Regions from separate parts of the Homo sapiens genome. Here region 1 is linked to region 2. A link is a contact called in ENCODE Hi-C data. All regions are on one chromosome and are shown on one strand. The core of a region is the stretch at or near the end of the contact, and the rest is flanking DNA. Distances in the headings are between cores, read along the strand shown.

Region 1 (7,248 bases), core at 1,488-3,987, 2.5 Mb after region 2:
AATCAGAAGCTGGCTAGAGGAGCCCCGCTAAGCCAGGCAGTAACCCTCTAATGGCTGGATCATGAGGCCAAGGTAGGGGTCAGGGCAGCAGCAGATTCTGTACAGAGGCCATTCACCAACCTTTGAGATGTTGCAATATTTACCAAGTAGCACAGCTGAAATACTGTGTGCCAGTTGAACATCAGCTCTGAGTGGAAACCCAGGGCCATGTCCTCTGGGCAGGTGTAGGCTTTCTCTCTTGCGTTTGTCCTCTGTAGATTATGATGCTAGCATTGAAGTCTTTCTTGTTGCGCCTGGCTGTGGTGGTCTGCACCACTATCTGTGTCTCCAAGCCGCAGCCCACTCCATGGGGTCCTGATGGTTCCCTTCTGAATCTAGGGAGGACAGCAGGCAGCAGGGACCCTCCATCGCTGTTGCCACTTAATCCCTTTAGCATCCTCAAGATAAGCCCAGTCTGTACAAATTCAGGTTCATTTTATTTCTAAAGTCCCAGGAACAATGTCAGAAGGGAATTACAGTGAAGAAAGAAAGAGTTCAAGTTCCAGCTTACCTAGACTTCCTGCAGAGCCTCGAAAGAGAAGGCAGGGTTGCAGACATCTTTGTTTCATCTGTCCAGCATCCTCTCCCGTGCCTTGGTACTGGGCTTTGAAGCCAGGCTGCCTGGGTTTGCAACTTGCCACTTATTAACAGTGTGACCTTGGGATAAAGGCCCACCTTTCAGAGCCACTATAGATTGGTTATTGGAATTGCTGGTTTTGTTAGGTGTTACAAAATGTCAGGGTTTTTTTTTCTTCTTTTGATGCGTAAACTGAGGTATTAGGGGATAGGAAATGATATGGTGTTTAGAATTTGCTTTAAAACATATTCCAATAAAAGGGCTGGACTCAGTGGTTCATGCCTGTAAACCTAGCACTTTGGGAGGCTGAGGCGGGTGGATCATCTGAGGTCAGGGGTTCGAGACCAGCCTGACCAACAGGGAGAAACACCATCTCTACTAAAAGTACAAAATTAGCCAGGCATGGTGGCACATGCCTGTAATCCCAGCTACTCGGGAGGCTGAGGCAGGAGAATCGCTTGAACCTGGGAGGTGGAGGTTGCGGTAAGCAGAGATCATGCCATTGCACTCCAGCATGTGTAACAACAGTGAAACTCCGTCTCAAAAAAATATATATATATATGTATATATATATATATATAAAACAACAAAAAAAGAAGGTCTCGATGCGGTGGGTGGGGAAGGGCAGAGGAGACAGGTTGATGATGGTTGAAGCGAGGTGCTAAGTACATAGGGTGGGGTTCTTGTGCTCTCCACACTTCTGTGTACTTGAAAATTTTCATAACAAGAGAAAACAAAAAATTAAACAGAAAATGAGGTTTTCATTTCCTCCAGCAAAACAAACATAACAGGGACTTAGGATGTACTTTTCCCAATCGCTCCTCTGGCAGAATATTTTGATCCTCCAGCTAGCTTCCGGCTCTTATCCTGTTCATCTGTTCTGTAGATACTGGCAGGAAATAGGCTCTTCAACAGGGCCTGCTAGGTCCAGTGCTAGGGAGTAGAGCGTTTTGGATTCTACGCCTACATTTTTTTTTAAGTGACCAGTTTTCTAGTTGAGATACTTGAAATACAAAGTCTCATGGTGAGGTCTTACCCTCTGCTGTCCCATTCCTTTTTACAGGCCATCATGGCGTTAATCTTATCTCCAAGGAGAAAAATTGGGAAGAGAGGCCTAGATTCCTCAACAGAAGCGGGAAGGAAAGGTTTGCAGAATGAAGAGTGTGAAGTGAGGTTTGTGGTTTGAATCATCCGAATGTCAAGGAGAAAAGAAGAAAAATGAATCATCATCATTTGACCACGGTATTTACAGCTAGCGGAAGGGACAAGAGGAGAAAAAAGCAAGGGAGGAGATAAAGGAAGAACGTCTCAGAATAAAATTGGGGTGGGTGGGGGGAGGAGGAGGAAGACAGTCTAAGAAATTGGTTTGGTTGCACCAGTACTGGCCACAACACAAAAATTTGTCCATTCCTGGTTGAAATTAAAAATAAATGTGCATGCACATGTATTTGTCTGCTGTGTTTAATCAGATAGCGAGGCACTCCTTTAAGCACCTTGAAGACCCAAAGTTGCGCTCAGAGGCTGCCCACCTGGAACGGAGACCGAGGTTGAGCAGGGAGCTACTCAGAGGACCCAAAGCCGCCTAGCTGACCACCTTCTTCCCTATGAGTTCCCAGTAACGGAGCCCAGTGGAGGAGACGCTACACTTCTCTGTGGGGACAGAGGCTAAGGGCGGGGGTCTCCATAGAGGCGTTAGCGCCCACCAGCGGCAGTGACCGCGCACAGGGAGGTGAAGAATGCGACCACGGTGATACGTCCAACCTGGAAAACGGGCCTGAGAACCAAAGGGCCAACTTCTGGCCATGCATAACGAAGCAGAGCAGTCTCAGGGTAGAAGGCACTGGAAAAGCGTTGTAGGACAATTTTTCCCAGTAGAAACGGTGGGGGTGGGAGGGAGACCCGCTCACCCCTTTTGACCCACCCCTGCAGCTCAGCCACGCCTCCTAGGGAGGTGGGCAGCCTTGCAGGAGCCCGCGCGAGGCTGCAGTACCGCCCTCCGCCACATGAGGGCAGCACGGCCTACCCGTGCAGCAGCGGCGGCCCCCGCGCCCCTCTTGGCCAGAGCCAGGCGCAGGCCGGCTTGCGGTGCCGTCGTTCATTGGCCGCGGCGCGGGCGCTGCCATGTTGGCGGAAGCGGACCCCCCTGTGCCGTGGAAACTGGCGGTGGCCGCGGCCGCCGAGTCGGTCTGCGCAGCCTCCTGCGTTTTCTCGCTTGGATCTTGGCACTGAGAGGCGGTGGCCGGCGGGATGGAGAAAAGTAGGATGAACCTGCCCAAGGGGCCGGACACGCTCTGCTTCGACAAGGACGAGTTCATGAAGGTGCGCGCGGCGTCCGCTCCCCGGAGCCGGGCCATGAGGGTGCCTCTGCCCTGTGCCCTCTGTGGCGGTCTCTTCGGTCGGCTGCTCCTGCCTGCGCACGCTCAGTGTCAGGTCCTCCGCCGAGACCTCGCTGCACTTCGCAATGAGTCTTTTGGCGTCAGGTTTGGCGGGTGCAGCCTGGAGAAAGCACTTCTGTAAAATCGTGCGTGTTACATGGAAAGGCCTGAAAGTTCTGGGCAAGTGGTTTTGAGCTGCATGTCAAAGCCACTGTTACCCGTTCCTGTTACCATGCAGTGCAGTCAGATTGCCAGTCCCCTTGTCGGAAAGAAGCTTGTGGACCGGGGCCTTGGAGCTCATTAAGTGTGTGTTGAATAAATCTCCAAGCCCACGTACTTTCCTAGGGACTCGGGTCGGAAAGAAAAAGAACTTAATCTGAAGTTTTGCTTAACATTCAGCTAAAGCTTCCAGAATGGGATATTTAGAAGCTTAGAACATTCTTACCGACTATTGCAGTACGACAAAGCAAACCATTACTCTTTAAAGAAGTTGCTCTACTTTTTACGTGATGCATTTGAAGAAGTTGGTAGTTGTAGGTCATAAACTTAGAGAAAAGAAATATAAACTGAAAACACTTCACTGATGATAAAGTTCATCAGGCACAGCCTTGAAAATGGCCAGGCTTTGAGTGAGAGCTGGGAGGAGCTTTGCTCCTACTTGGTGTATCCCTCTGGGTCTGCACTTAAGCCATTCAAAAAATGTTTCTATTTAATTTCCTGAGGACTAGGATTTTTGACACCTTTTAGTAGCTGCTTTCAGTGTTAAAAAGCGAAAAGTTTTAGCTGGTTAGTAGACATCTACAATTTTGAGCAAGTGAGTTGAAATCTTACTCTGCCTTTCTTGGTGACATAATGTTTTCTAGATTAATTAGCCTATCTCTTTTTGATAATATTTGCATTCAGATTACATCTCCAAAGCTGTTTTTTTTTAAAGTAGATCTGTATCTTCTCCAGTGTGACCATATCATTTTTCGTATGTAGGACTTATCTATACCCAGGAATAATGTACCTTATTCTTGTAAGTGATATTCCTATTAGACCACTGTACTAAAAGGTGTAACTTCATTAGGATGTCTCAAAGAATGTACAGAATCAACTCATTGATCCAGAAACCCTTCGTTTTGCCTACTGGCTAAGAGCTACCCTGAAATGAGGGTAGAAAGAAACAGCTAAGGGTACATGCTGGGGAGAGGTGCCCTGGAAGAGGAAAGGCCATACACGGAGATCAGGGGCCTTGTTGACGTCAAGAATCTCAGAGTACAGAATAATCTCAGTTTGTCCATCTCTTGACTTCTTAAGGCTCAACACCAGCATCTTCTCTGACTCACTAGCCCCACCACCTTTCCCACTCTGAGTTGACAGAATGCCTTTGGTAAATGCAGCTTCAGGAAGTGAAATCACAGAAATACAAGTTCTAAAATAGAACTTAGAGTGCAAACTGGGGTGGTGGCTGGAATGCCAGCAATTGCATATTTCGTGGCTCTGTGAATATGCGGTACATTTTGTAGTGCTTATAAAAGTGACAACATACATAGAAGAAAATACATAGAACAGCTGTTCTGTGTAAAATTTTGTTGATTTTTTAGGTGGAGCTTGAAGATAAAGGTTATTTGCAATTTGTGTTGCCTTAAACATATAAAACTACATATAAGTTGCACTTCCATGGCAGAAAGGATGGTTGGAACACTTGTCCAGGCTATATTTCTATGTTTGTGTCTCATTCAGCACATTTTGTAATTGGATAGGTTTTGTACGTGTGAGAAAGTTGGGATATGACATTTGCATTGGGAGATTTGAGATTGCTTGAAAATCCAGATTTAAAGTTGCTTGAAATCCACTCTCTTCTGTTATTACCTCTCTTCTGGTATTACGTCTCTTCTGGTGTTGATGGGAAACTGTGTTTAGGTTGCCATAGATCATGAGGGCATGCTAGTGCAGTGGTAGCAATTGTTCAGTCAGTGGGCATTCCATGATCACCTGCTGTGTGCAGGTTTCAATGGGCCTTGTATACTGTACTGACGGATTTGCACTTGATTTAGTATTCATTGTGGAGTTACAGTCAGGTTAAAAGCAGGAAATGACATGATCATGTATGTTGCAGTTGGAACTGACTGGTGGCGGGAGGCTACTTAAAAAGTTATTTCAGTGGTTTTTATGAGATCTGAGAAATACAGGAGGGGATAGTTTGTGGAAAATATTACGTAAATGATCAAAAAGCAGGAGTGGCAGATGAACGAATCACTTGAGGGGTCAAAGGTGGTAATGGCATGATACTGTTGACTTCGTCAGCTTAATAAAATATACACACTGAGCAACATAGTGAGAATGCATTTCTACAAAATATTGAAAAATTAGCCAGGTGTGGTGGCACATACCTGTAGTCCCAGCTACTTGGGAGGCTGAGGTGGGAGGATTACCTGAGCCTGTGGAGGTCAAGGCTGCAGTGAGCCAGGATTGCAGCACTGCACTTCAGCCTGGGCAACAGAAAGAGACCCTGTCAAAAAAAAAAAAAAAAAAAAAAAGAAAATGTACAAACACTCTTAGAGAGGGTTGACAATCAGTAGATGAATTAGGATGTAAGATACTGGTAGTAGGAGAGAGGTGGTAGGCTAACAGGGATAACTTAAACCCACTTAACCTAGGTATGCTGTGGCAATCATATCCTTCTGTCTCACGTATGACTTCATGTGTTTTACAGAAAAAATAGAGGCCATCAAGCGGTAGCTCCTTCATCTTGCTGACAGCAACCTCGTTCTTGCATTTGTACCTGTTCTCACTCCCATCATTAACCTGTTGTGTAGGGCAATGGTCCCCAACCTTTTTGACACTTTTGGAAGACAATTTTTCCATGGACCAGGAGTGCAGGGGATGGTTTTGGGGTGATTCAAGCGCATTACATTTATTGTACACTTTATTTCTATAATTATTACATTGTAATACATAATGAAATAGTTATAAAATTCACCGTAATGTAGAATCAGTGGGAGCTCTGACCTTGTTTTCTTGCAACTAGACAGTCCTGTCTGGGGGGTGATGGGAGACACTGACAGATCATTCAGCATTAGGTTTTCATAAGGAGTGCCTAACCTAGATCCCTCGCATGTGCAGTTCACAGTAGGGTCCATGCTCCTATGAGAATCTAGTGCTGCCACTGATCTGACAGGAGGCGGAGCTCCAATACAGAGTGGCTGTGAATACAGGCTGCGCTCCTCCTGCTGGGCCACCCGGTTCCCCACAGGTAGTTGGGGACGCTGGTGTAGGGGTCTTTCCTTCCTCCTGAGGTCTGCCTCCCATGCCTGGATCCGGTGCCCTCTCCCTTCTCAGGACCCTGTTATTCCCACCCTCTCCACACTTCTTCCCATTGGCTTTCAGACACACTCCTATTTTAGTTTCTTCTACTGGACCCTCCAACCTCCAGTTAAAGCCCATCGCTCTCTTCCATCTCACAGCCAAATGCTCACAGCCAAATGTTGTCTTTACTTTCTCTCCCTTCACTCTTAAATTCACTTCACTCTGGTTTCTGGCCCCATCATTCCACTAAAGACTTCTCACCAAAGTTAACTAGATGGAAGTCGATCCACCAGACCTTCTCTGCTTCCTTCCCTGACCTCAGTAGATCAAATGCTCCCTTCATTTGCTTTCTGAAACCTGGTGCTTTCTGGTTATCTTTTGGCCTCTCTGGTCTCCTTGTCTCTTTTGCATAATCATTCTCCTCCTAGCCATTAATTGGTGGGTTATGGACTCAGCCACGTGTCTGTTCCTTTTCACATGCTGTGCACTTTCCGCAGGTGACCCACTTCATGCAGCTTCAATGACCACGTGTAGACAGGTGAAAGGTTCATACTTCTGGCCCAAATACCTTCTTATCTGCAACCCCATGTGCACAGCGCCTTGACATCTCTTCTTGGCTATCTCTGTGGCACCTCAAACTCGGCATATTTAAAACTGAATTTGTTGGGGGAAGATGAAAAAAACCAACCTTCTCTCAAACTTGGCTCTCTTCTGGTATTACCTATCTCAGGTAATACTAGACCTGAGGTAATCCATCCATCTGGTTGTGAGTCAGATGTTATCAAGGAGTCATCCTTGATAACACCTCTCTCCTTCACATTCTTGAAATCCAACCTGTTACTAAGCCTTAGGATTTCACTTCCCAAATATCTCTGAAATTTGTCTACTTCTCTCCATCTCCTCTTTTCCCACTTTCTGACTCATCATTATCTCTGGCCATTATAATCTAGTGGCTTCTTACTGTAG
Region 2 (6,984 bases), core at 3,351-5,850:
CTAACCCAACATCAAGCAGGACAAAAATTAATCACACAAGACTAAATGGACTGATGAATTATGGGTTTCTATGTCTTTTTAGAATTCAAAAATATTGCTGGTTCTTTCGTTTTTCAGATTTAGGGAAACCTTTTCTTTTAGGCTATCTATAGCTTAAGGCAATTTGGTAACATACCTTTGTGAACAAAAATGGAGACATTGCTTTTTTCTCCCTACCTGATCCTTCCAGAATTTAGAAACTACTCATGAGGATTCTTATTTTTATGACAAAATAATTATTTGTATATGCTCAATAGAATCTGCTCTTGGCTGGGCATCTCAGCCTCCCAAAAGTGAGGGATTAATCCCAGCACTTTGGGAGGCTGAGATGGAGGGAAGATCACTTGAGGCTAGAAGGTTGAGGCTGTAGGGAGCTATTATTGCACCACTGTGCTCCAGCCTGGGCAACAGAGTGAGGCCCTGACAGAAGAAGAGGAAGAAAGAAGAGGAAGAAGGAGGAGGAGAATCTGCCCTCTTTATAACAGGACACAATTGGAAATATTGGTTATATTATGACTGGGATATCGAAATTGAGACTGTAGATACAGACTTTGCCTGCAGTACTTACAGACGCATTCTATCTACACTGGCTTCCTAGCATCGAAAGATTTTTAAAAGTTCATTTTGAGATTCCTGATCTAAAGTTCCACCCAAGCAAACTTAAAAGAGCCTATGTGGTTGATGCTATTCTCACTGAACTTACCTAAATAAGCAGGGCAAGTTTGATGAGGCTAAACATTTTGCAAACAAATTAGTCTTACTCTGATTATCTCTGGTAGAAATGAGGGGCAACTGTAAAGAGAAAATGTATGTTTCAGAAGAAAGAACATTATAGTACACTTGTTCTTAGATTGTAGCCTTGTTTGTTGTTCTAGAGTTTTTATTATCTACCTGCAGAATGGACTGGACCCTGAATTCTTCTTGTTTCCTCCAACATATGTTGACAACTCTCCACCTTAAGAACAAAGCTACTAAGCTGGACAACTTGATGTAAGCATCAAGGGACAAGTCTCATGCCAACGTGTGGACCATACAGAGTTCACCAAACCATCTGTTGTCATAATCAGAGACAGTCATATTACAAATCAGGACCAGAAGTTGACCATTTTACATTGTGAAGCTTTTCCCCAGATATCCAAAGAAGACTAGCCTCTTGCCCCTCTCAATTTTTCCTTGCTCATGCCTATCTCTTTCACTTGGCAGGCTAATGCTGTAGTTAGAATTTCACACCAGTAGCTTCTGTGGGTTACCTGATAAATATATCGGGTCTGTCAGGCCAGACTCTCATCTTTATGACCCAACAGATCCTTTAGTTTACTTAGTGGGTAAGTTTGGCAACATCCCTGATGCAACTGTTTGGCATCAAAGCAAACCAGACCCACTTCTTCTCACTCCCTGCCTTAATTTTACATAGATTACCTACTAGCTGAACAGGAAGGGGTCTGTGTGGTTTCTGACACATCTTGTTGCACATGGGTAAATACATCAGGTATTGTAGACTCAGCTGCAAAAAATTAACAAACAGGCTACTTGGTTAAAATGGGTAGACTCCCCATCTGGCTTATTGTTTGATCTATTCAGTTTTCGTTGGTTGGGTTCACAGGGACTCTGGCTAAGGAACATACTCCAAACCCTTGGTATTATCCTCCTGACAGTCACAATAGTAGTCTCCCTGGTGTGTTGTATCCTTTCAAATGTTTTAAATGTTTGCATGTGACCATCCATTGAACATCAAATGGTCCCTCTTCAGCTGGAATGACACAAACTCAAAGAAATGCATGATCATGGCCAGGCATGGTGGCTCACGCCTGCAATCCCAGCACTTTGGGAGGCCAAGGCGGGCGGATCATGTGGTCAGAAGTTTGAGACCAGCCTGGCCAATATGGTGAAACTCCATCTCTACTAAAAATACAAAAATTAGCTGGGCATGGTGGTGGGCACCTGTAATCCCAGCTACTCAGGAGGCTGAGGCAGGAGAATTGTTTGAACCCAGGAGGTGGAGGTCGCAGTGAGCTGAGATTGTGCTATTGCACTGGGCGACAGGGCGAGACTCCGTCTCAAAAAAAAAAAGAAAGAAAGAAAAGAAAAGCATGATCATGAAGACACTGTAACCTATCAATGACATGTTGAGACCAGAAACCCAAACTGATAGTAACTGAGAGAGGCACTTTTAAGTTTTGGTCAAGCTAGGTGAGAGCCTGATCAAAATGGGTAAAAATTGTTTTTAAAAAATCATGGGAGGCCATTGTTTTGGACCGAGCTCTTGCACTAGGTCCCAATAGACCAGGCCAAACCAAAATTAAATCACTTATGTTAAATACTACATAAGAAACTAAATCCCAAAACAGATTAGTTTTTCCTCAGTTGGCATAATAAGGAAGTCCCTTCTTCTCTCTAACCCTTACAAAAGAGTAACCTGAAGTAAGCTAAGGTTATCAATCTGTTATTTTTCTATCTTGTTTCCTCGTTCTCCTCACCTTACAAAACCCATGGTTCTGCTATCGCCCAGGCAGGGGCTTTTTTTTTTTTTTTTTTTTTTTTTGAGATGGTCGCGCTCTGTCGCCCAAGCTGGAGTGCAGTGGCGCATCTCAGCTCACTGCAAGCTCCACCTCCCGGGTCCACGCCATTCTCCTGCCTCAGCCTCCTGCGTAGCTGGGACTACAGGTGCCCGCCACCACACCTGGCTAATTCAGGCAGGGGCTTTTATTCTATTTTGTAGAATGAAGGCTGCCTCAATTCATGAATCACGAATAAAAGCCAGCGAGACCTATGAATACATATGACATAATTTTGCCTCTGACAGTGAACTTCCCCTTTTTTTGCCTAAAAAGCTTCTCCTTGCCCACCTCCCCCAATGCAGCACCTATGGTATGACATAGCACATGTATTCCAGGTTACAATCCCTTGTCCAACAAACTGTTTTATTATTAGTATTTAAAAAAAATAGAGACAAGGCTTTGCCATGTTGCCCAGGCTGGTCTCCAACTCCGGGGCAAGTGATCCATCCGCCTTGGCCTCCAAAAGTGCTGGGACTGCAGGCATGAGCCATGGTGCCCAGCCCCAACACATTTTTTTGAAGTTGTATTTTTTAAAGTTTTACTTTTTTTCTTGCTCTCCTGCAGTTCACATTCAATACTTTTTTTTTTTTTTTTTGAGACGGAGTCTCATTCTGTCGTCTAGGCTGGAGTGCCGTGGCTTGATCTCGGCTCACTGCAACCTCCACCTCCCAGGTTCAAGTGATCCTCCTGCCTCAGCCACCCCAGTAGCTGGAATTACAGGGGCCCACGACCACACCCAGCTGATTTTGTATTTTTAGTAGAGACAGAGTTTCACCATTTTGGCCAGGCTAGTCCCAAACTCCTGGCCTCAGGTGATCTGCCTGCCTCGGACTCCCAAAGTGCTGGCATTACAGGTGTGAGCCACTGCACCCAGCCTTCAATAAATCTTTTTTAAAAATTTAAAATAATTTTTAGAAATAGAGTCCCGTGGCCAGGTGCAGTGGCTCACGCCTGTAATCCCAGCACTTTGGGAGGCCAAGGTTGGTGGATTACCTGAGGTTAGGAGTTCAAGACCAGCCTGGCCAACATGGTGAAACCCTGTCTCTACTAAAAATACAAAAATTAGCTGGGCGTGGTGGCGGGCGCCTGTAATCCCAGCTACTCGGGAGGCTGAGGCAGGAGAATCGCTTGAACCTAGGAGGCCCAGGTTGCAGTGAGCAGAGATGGCGTCACTGAACTCCAGCCTGGGTGACAAGAGCGAAACTCCGTCTCAAAAAATAAAAAAAGAAAGAAATAGGGTCTCGCTCTGTCACACAGACTGGAGTGCAGTGACACGAACACCGCTCACTGCAGCCTCGACTGCCCAGGCTCAAGCGACCGTCCCACGTCAGCCTCCCGAGTAGCAAGGACTACAGGCACAAAAAAGTTTTTAAATTTTTTGGTACAGAAGGGGTTTCCCTATGATCCCCAGGCTGGTCTCCAATTCCTGGCCTCAAGCGGTCCTCCCGGCTCGGACTCCCAAAGAGCTGGGATCACAGACGTGAACCACGCGCCCGGCCACATTCCCCAATTAATGGTTTTTGGAGAGTGGCCGGTTTGGAACGGGCTAGCGGAGTCGTTCGTTAGTTAGGTCCCTGCAGTGTAGATGGAGGACGGAAACGGCGCTGTGACATAAGCGGGAGGAGGCGGGCTGAGGCAGCGCTGTGACGTAGCAGATGAAAGCCGGGCCCGCGCTGCACTGAGGTACTTCTCTGAGTGACAAGCGGGACAAGTACGCCGTGGGCGGGGCCGGCGGGTCGTGATGTTAGTTCGCGCTGTGTGGAGGCGGGCCGGCGTGGCGCTGTGACGCAGCGGGAGAAGACGGGCTGGGAGGGCGCTGTGCTGAACGCCCCTGCGGTCGCGACAGGCCAGCGCAGGTGGAGGCGGGGCTAGCGAGGCACTGAGGTAAGTACTTCCCTAAGGGGCGGGGAAGAACGAGTGAGACATGGGCGGGGCAGTCGCCTCATGACGTCAGTCTCGCGCGCGGGCGGAGGTGGGCCGGTGCGGCGCTGTCACGTAGGTTCAGTGGGCGGAAGAGGTGGCCCCGGATGCTGCGGCGCCCGCTGGCCGGGCTGGCTGCGGCCGCCCTGGGCCGGGCCCCACCGGACGGTGAGTACGACAAGCGCGATCGCGAGGGTGACTCGGGTCGAGGCGGCAGCGGTCCCTGCGCTTTGCGGTCGCCCAGTCCACGCCGCCTCCGGATCTCCTCCTAGCCGAGACGCCCTGTGCCGCATTCAACTGTGGGCCCTGAGAACGGGGGAGCTCTGGAGGGCGGACGGGCTGGCAACGCAGCGGAGCCCGGGTCCCGGAGGGCGGGGCGCTCCTCAGGAGCTGGGCAGGCCGGCAGTTATCGCAGTGTCGAGCTGCTCCCCGGGCGTATAGGAGCGCTCGGTGTCTTCCCGACACCTGGGCGCGCCGCCAAAGAGAGCAGCTGGGAGTCCCTACCGCTGGCCCGGCGCGGTGTGCGCTCCGGTTCCCACCTCACCCTGCAAGCCTTGGGGTCCTGGGCGGATGGAGCCGGCTATTCCGGGGCTCCCAGGATTCTGCCTACTCCGCGGCACGGCGCAGAGACGGGGACTTGGGGAAACAGCAGGCCTTCCCGACGCATGGGTGTGGCATTTGGGGTTCGGATTCTCCAAAGCCAGAGTCCGGGTTGGGGTTCTTGAAGCTGCCCTGCTGCCATTCTTGAGCGTCGCCTTAGAAGTATGCCCCAGTAAGGACTGGTGTGGGAAGCAGGTGCCTCAAAGTTGATTTTGACCCTGCGTGTGGTGGGCCTCGGTTTCGTCTTTGCATGAAAGAGGTCGGTCCTGAGGCCCCGGGCTGGGTCCTGCTCTGCTGTCTTTGGGCTCATGGCCCCTTCCTGTCTCAGGCTTGCTCTGCTCTTTACCTGGGGTTGCTGTCGAGGACCCTGTGCAAGACTCGGCCGGTTTTTCTTTCTCCCTGATGGACAGACCCAAACATAGCCGCGCAGCATCGTGAAGGGCTGGGGCCTTCACTCCTCTGTGGCTCTGGAAGAGCCCGATTTCCTCAGGAGGTAAAGGAATGTTCCTGTCCCCCCCGGGGAAAGAAAGTGAAAATGAAAGCGCCCTGGCTGCTCCTGGTGTGGTCCCATTTAAAACGAGGTTGCTGAAGGCCAGGATGCGTGCTACCCGGATGTGTGCCCAGAAACCCTGCAGCCAAGAGCAGCCGCCTGGACCACCAGCCTCCCCTTCATCCACCTGGCCCAGCCCAGAGCCCAGGCCCACGTCTGGTGGTTTGTGTCTTACGAGAGGCCAGGCGGGGGCTGAATTCTCTCGGTTCTCAGAAGGTCAAGCCCTCTGTTAGCATCTCCTCGAACAGTGGGCCGGGGGCAAGGTGGTGACTCTGTTCAGTCCTTAGGATGGCTGGAAGCCAGAAGGAGGAGATTATGCCGCCACAGCAGGGAGTGCCTTTCCAGGAAAGCGGCTGCTGGGGCAGCATGGGAGCCCAGTCCAGGGAGCGTTCTGGCAGAGACCATTCCGGAACATGGATCTGCGCCGGCGGCTCCCAGGAGACCTTCCATCTCGGAGCTCCTGTGGAGACCACGTGCCTGGCAGGTCCTTACAGTTGTGGGTTGTGTGGCTTCTTGCCAGGCAGCTGATTGGAGTTTGCGACTGTGGGTTGGTGAGAGTGGAGAGCACAGAATGTTTGCTGGAATGCTTCCCTCTGCCCACAGGAAGACACCTTTGGCGCATGTGTTCTGGTCAGGGCAAAGGCTCCGTGGTTTCCACCGCAAGATTGCAGGAGCCTTGAGGCCTGGGCCACAGTTTTCTCCCTTGGGTGTGCTCCATGGAAGGTGGCTTTGGTGACCGCCCTGCCACTGGTCTCTCCCCAGGCAGGCAGGCAGCCTGTGCCTCCGCCCTGTCTCCAGCGGTGGTGGTGTGGCTGTGCTTCTGCAAGGCCCGCATCCACTCACTGTCTGCCCTCTGCACTCTCTGGCTGGCCAGGGCCCCCAGTAGTCTGCTCATTGTGCCCTCACGCTTGGGCAGAGCCGAACTCAGGGGACCCAGGAAGAGCGGAGTGTTGGCCCGTCCAGAGTTCTTGGCAATTGGTGTGTCATGTGTGCCTCGTGCCCTGTGCTGGGCGAGAGTGGGCACAGCTGCGCAGACAACGCCCTTGGCGAGGCTGGAGCCTGGACCCCTGCCTGGCAGCAGCTGGGTGAACTGGTGTCTTCTGCCTGCGGGCCCAGCCTCACCTCAATAGCTTACTGCTCCCTCAGGAGGGAGGAGGGGAGGCCTGGGAGCCTGGGCTTGGCGGGGTAAGGGTGGTGCAGGGGCAACACCTGTGGAGGAAACAGGCGGGGTTGGGGCCCACCAGCGTCTGCTGTCTGCTCTGTGCTGGGTTGCATCTGTTGGTGTCTGATCGTTGTCAGGGCCCTGTGGTGAAGAGA

The links. Hi-C counts contacts between places; a loop is a spot of excess contacts on that map. Pooled maps may share reads with other maps.
Region 1: a pooled map shows a loop between it and region 2 (17-fold over the local background). The contact joins the promoter of COG2 here to the promoter of GUK1 in region 2. A Hi-C loop is called at or near these places in 5 of 50 pooled maps.

What each region holds. Positions count from the first base shown.
Region 1 is chr1:230,639,744-230,646,991 of GRCh38, forward strand. COG2 (component of oligomeric golgi complex 2) reads left to right here and starts at 2,738. Exons shown (of 18, transcript NM_007357.3): 1 at 2,738-2,935. The coding sequence starts at 2,864. LOC124904545 (a long non-coding RNA gene) reads right to left here and starts at 954. Exons shown (of 2, transcript XR_007066935.1): 1 at 551-954; 2 at 1-374. RefSeq lists silencers at 2,532-2,671, 4,285-4,404 and an enhancer at 2,762-2,981.
Region 2 is chr1:228,135,679-228,142,662 of GRCh38, forward strand. It overlaps GUK1 (guanylate kinase 1), which reads left to right and starts at 4,601. Exons shown (of 8, transcript NM_001159390.2): 1 at 4,601-4,685. The coding sequence starts at 4,625. It also overlaps the pseudogene RPS28P3. RefSeq lists enhancers at 4,228-4,277, 4,388-4,617 and a silencer at 4,628-5,187.